2 separate regions of the Homo sapiens genome follow, and region 1 is linked to region 2. The links are chromatin loops, found by intact Hi-C in ENCODE. Cell type or tissue: dorsolateral prefrontal cortex. All regions are shown on one strand.

Evidence for each region. Peaks named below come from ENCODE experiments on the same cell type or tissue, not always from the same donor. Only the 100,000 strongest peaks of a DNase experiment are listed, where the experiment ranks them.
Region 1: a loop joins it to region 2, with 15 times the contacts of the local background. A loop is called at or near these places in 85 of 110 quality-filtered maps.

The regions. Positions count from the first base shown.
Region 1 is chr11:76,317,474-76,319,973 of GRCh38, reverse strand. The region is part of intron 4 of LOC105369395 (a long non-coding RNA gene); the gene reads right to left. Among named protein-coding and RNA genes, the nearest start is that of THAP12, 62 kb to the left of the region's middle. RefSeq lists an enhancer at 846-905. In dorsolateral prefrontal cortex, CTCF peaks have their summits at 766 and 980 (motif pointing right); a DNase peak (open chromatin) is centred at 1,003.
Region 2 is chr11:75,895,887-75,898,386 of GRCh38, reverse strand. The region is part of intron 5 of UVRAG (UV radiation resistance associated); the gene reads right to left. Among named protein-coding and RNA genes, the nearest start is that of UVRAG, 82 kb to the right of the region's middle. In dorsolateral prefrontal cortex, CTCF peaks have their summits at 1,139 and 1,341 (motif pointing left); no DNase peak of the experiment used is centred here; H3K27ac peaks cover 373 bases.

The sequences.
Region 1 (2,500 bases), 420 kb before region 2:
TCAACCTCAGAGCAGCTGGGACTACAGGCATGTGCCACCACCCCTGGCTAATTTTTGTTGTTTTAGTAGAGACAGGGTTTCACCATGTTGACCAGGCTGGTCTCGAACTCCTGGCCTCAAGTGATCCACCCTCCTCGGCCTCCCAAAGTGCTGGAATTACAGGTGTGAGCCACCACGCCTGGCCTGCACTGGTTTTTAAGCCAAGAAGGCAGAGAAAGTTATTTCAAGCAGAGGCAAGAATATATATCGGGGGCCAGGCGCAGTGGCTCACGCCTGTTACCCCAGCACTTTGGGAGGCCGAGGTGGGTGGATCACGAGGTTAGGAGTTCGAGACCAGCCTGACCAACATGGTGAAACCTCGTCTCTACTAAAAATACAAAAATTAGCTGGGCGTGGTGAGGTGTGCCCGTAATCCCAGCTACTCGGGAGGCTGAGGCAGGAGAATTGCTTGAACCTGGGAGGTGGAGGTTGCAGTGAGCTGAGATCACATCATTGCACTCCAGCCTGGGCGACAGAGCAAGACTCTGTTTCAACACAAAAAAAAAGAATATATATTGGTCGGTGCAAAAGTAATTGTGGTTTTTGCTGTTGACTAAAGGCAAAAATTGCAATTTTGCACCAACCTAATACAAAGCCACAAGACTGGGGAAAGTATGGAACGTTTAAGGAGCTGGTGAGTATTTTGCTGTATAGGAAATGGGGCATCAGAGGTCAGCAGAGGCCCGGATGGGAAGAGCCTTGAATGCCAACTAAGGAGCAAGCATGGACTCCAAGGGCAGTGAGGAACCATGAAAGGTTTCTGAGCAAGAGAATGATGTGGTCAGAATCCATTACAGAAGGAAGCATCTTGCATTCATCGAGCCATCTGGAGAGACCTGGGGGTGGCGGGGAGGGAACTGGGCCAGTGGGCCCAGGTAGGAACTCTTAGCTGTGCTTCAGTCCACTGGGATTTATTTAGGTCAGAGCCGGGCTCCTGGGACTGGTGGCCTCTTCCCACATGGACAGTAGGTGGCGCTGCAGCTCTGTGTATGCAGCCTCCAGGGCGCTGCTACCTGCCCTCACCTAAGTGGGTCAGACCCCTTGTCCCACTTGGCCCTGGGGCTTGGGCCCCATCTCCAGGGATGAGGCTTGGAGGGGTAGGGTGGGGATGGGCTTTGCTCCTCCTCCTCCAGAAGCAGGGAAGGCCACTTGCTTTACAGAGCCACAGGATGTGTGAGTAGAGAGGGCCTCCAGGGATTTTCTGGCCCATGTCCTATTTCACATGTAGGTAAACTGAGGCCCCCAAGGGGGAGGGGCTTGCCTGAGTCACTGAATGGGTTAGTAGCTCAGGGGTGGTTCCAGTGCCTGATGTGGGAGTTCATCCCATCCCTTCCCTCTCCTAAATCCCTCCCGTTTGCCTCCTCTTGCCCTCCCCATTGCCCCCTCTCCTCTCGGTTCCCACCATCTACCTGGCCTGGACCACTGTCCCAGCCTCCTCACAGATGGCTGTGTTGTCTCTTCCATGCCTGCCCATACCTTTCCCCACCCCATCCATCCCCCACCCAGCCCAGGGATTTTCCCTCACACACAGATCCAGCGATCACCACCCCCACTCCGTTAAACCCTTCCCTGCCCCCCATCATCCCTAAATGCTGCTTAGCAGATGCAGATCTGCTCTGGGCTCCCAGGCCCCTGCTCACCCTGGCCGTCATGACTTATCCATGCCGATCCTAATGTCGCACTCTTTCTCACCTTCCATGACTCAGTGGGGTCCTCCAAGGTATGGGGGCTTAGGTGCCCCTTCTGGGCTGCCACAGCTGTGACCACACTGTGTGACTGAGGGTCCCTGCACCCATCTTCTCTGCTGAATCACCCAGAGCGCCTTCAGGGTGGGGACTCTGGCACCTGATTCACATTGCTCCCCGTGGCACGGGGCTTGGCCCCCATGGGAGCTTTGTGCTGTCCTTTTGGATGAATGACTGAATGACAGGTGCACTCTGAGAGCATCCTTACCAGATCACGGTACACCGCAATGGGCCAGGCACCGTGCTGGTACTTCCATGCACAGCCTCGAAATCCTAACAACAGCTTGGTGGGGTCACACTGGAATTACTAACTCTGTTTTGCAGAAGAGAGTGAAGCACAGAGAGGAGAGGTGACTTGCCTAAAGTCACACAGCAAGAGAGTGATAGAAACCAGGCTCATCAGGCTGCCTGGCATAGCAAGGCCACAGGCAGCTAAAGGGATGGGCTCAGCATGGTGAGACTGCTCCCAGGAGCTACAGGGCAGCAGCGGCCAAATCTCCCAGGGTCTGAGCAAAGCTAATGTGGAGCTATCAGGAGGCCACTCAGGTGCCTGCGCCCTCAAGAAGTCAGGTTCCCTCCCTGTTTTAGAGCATGGGAAGTCTCCAGTTGTTCCAAGTCAGGCAGGGACCTGGGCAGACTTGAGTACCAGAAGCACTTCTGTGGCTGCTGTGAGGTAGAGACCAGCAGCTGGAGGCCAGCCAAGAGGCCGACCCAGT
Region 2 (2,500 bases):
AACAGAGGTATGTCAAAAGGGCTTCAGGAGCAAAGAGAAAGGGGCAATTCATTGTACAGAAATGATTAAGTCACGGAATGAAAGGAAGTCACTTTGCCCCTCTGTGACTCAATTTCTTTTAAGCAAATAATGATAAATTGGCCCTACCTTCCTCTAAGGTTGTTATAAGGCTGGAATAAATGAATTACAGACAAAACTCTAAAGATTAAAGAGCTATGGGCCAGGCGCAGTGGCTCACGCCTGTAATCCCAGCACTTTGGGAGGCCGAGGCGGGTGGATCACGAGGTCAGGAGTTCAAGACCAGCCTGGACAAGATGCTGAAACCCCATCTCTACTAAAAACACAAAAAAATTAGCCGGGCGTGGTGGCAGGCCCCTGTAATCCCAGCCACTCGGGAGGCTGAGAGAGAGAATTGCTTGAACCCAGGAGGCGGAGCTTGCAGTGAGCCGAGATCGCGCCACTGCACTCCAGCCTGGGTGACAGAACGAGACTTGTCCAAAAAAAAAAAAAAAAAATTAAAGAGCTATGAAGGTAAGTATATAGATATATAGAGATAAATAAATTATAGCAGCTGGTAGCTCATGCCTGTAATCCCAGCACTTTGGGAAGCCGAGGTGGGCAGATCACTTGAGGTCAGGAGTTCGAGACCAGCCTGGACAACATGGTGAAACCCCATCTCTACTAAAAATACAAAAATTAGCTGGGTGTGGTGGCGGATGCCTATAATCCCAGCTACTCGGGAGGCTGAAGCAGGTAACCGATTGAACCTGGGAGGCAGAGGTTGCAGTGAGCCGAGATCATGCCACTGCACTCCAGCCTGGGTGACAGAATGAGATGCCATCTCAAAAATAATAATAATAAATAAAATAAATTATAGCTATGTCTAAGTTATCATCTGTAGCATAGAGCTAACTTGCCATGTCAAGTTCAATAAATCATGAGCCCCCTGAACGTCAGTTTTTCCATCTACAAAATAAGAGTGTTGGGCTAGATAACTAATATTCCCTGCGGTGTTATCCAGCTAATTAGGATTTTCTTACTTTTGAGATGAGGAACCTAAAACTGAGAGAAGTTAAGTGATTTGCTAAGCAACACAGTACCAGAACAAATTGAAAAATATAAAATAAGGAGTTTTCATTTGTTCAGGCTTTCAAAACAGATCCTGAAACTTTTTATACCTAAATCTTCAATCTCAGCCTATGTACTCGAGACGATCAAGTTATATGGTTATTTTTGTGAAATTCATCACCAAATTGCTATTTCAATATCTTGGGTTTCTTTCATCCACAAAGATTTGCTCCTTTTGACTTGGATTCTATGCCTGCTCTAATTTTTTCCATTAAAGTGAGAAAGTATTGCCATCTACTGGACTCTAAAGATATTACCGCTGTAGCTTCTAGTCAGAAAAATGAAATTCTTACTTGTATCTCTATGTATCTATATACTTACCTTCACAGCTCTTTAATCTTTAGAGATTTGTCTATAAGTAATTTCACTCCAGCCTTATAACAACTGGTCTAATGCTTTTGCACCTTATCAATAGCACAAAAGTTGGAGTAATTATGCCAATATGAGTTACATAAAAATAAATACCAAAAGTTGAGGCTGGAGGTAACCCAGGGTGGAACAAATATCATCTACTCAAGATTTTTATTCTCAATGATTGCTGTGATAGCCCTAAACACAGCAAGCATTCACCTTCATTCACTAACAAAGTTTTACTGAGAGCCTACTACATACCAGGCACTGTGCTAGAGATATAGTGTTAATACAATGGTAAGCATTAGAGATGTAATTCCTCTTATCATAGGATTTAGAGCCTAGTGAGTAGAAGTTTCCATTTACTGGAGTAATAGTTGTCAGGAGTGCCTATAATTAAACTTATATCAATCTGACTCCAATATCCATATTCCTAACGACTAGGACTGTGCATTCATAAAAAGCAGCTGTCAGCAGTCCCACAAAAGACGAGTGGTCACCAAAATGAAATAAAGGCAAAGATAATCTTACCTGTATACATTAAAGGCAAAATCCTGAATAGGGATCTGAAAGATTTCCAGCTTACTGACTCAACAGCTTTTTATTTATCATCCTCCCCTAATCACCATCATAGCGGTTAAACCCACCTAGAAAACCCCTGTAGAAATCTCTAAAGGTCACCCAGCCTTATTCACCAACCTCCACACCAACTTCAAGGTATAACAAAGCTCCTCTTTGCTTCCCAATAGTCACCAAACATTAAAACCTCTTCCTGAAGTGCTCTTCAAATTATTTAAGGTTCTGCTATAACTTACCTGCATTATCTGCAAGATGCAAACAAATGACACCAAAAACAATTTTTCAAACTAAACTCATTTGTAAACTGCATGTCTTCTGGAATATATACTGTCTTATCTCCTCAACAAAGAAAATAAATTTTGAATCCATGTCTTATACTTTTGTATCCCACAGTACCTAGTTTAATAATAGGCTTGTAGTAGGCGCTTGACATTTTTTGCCA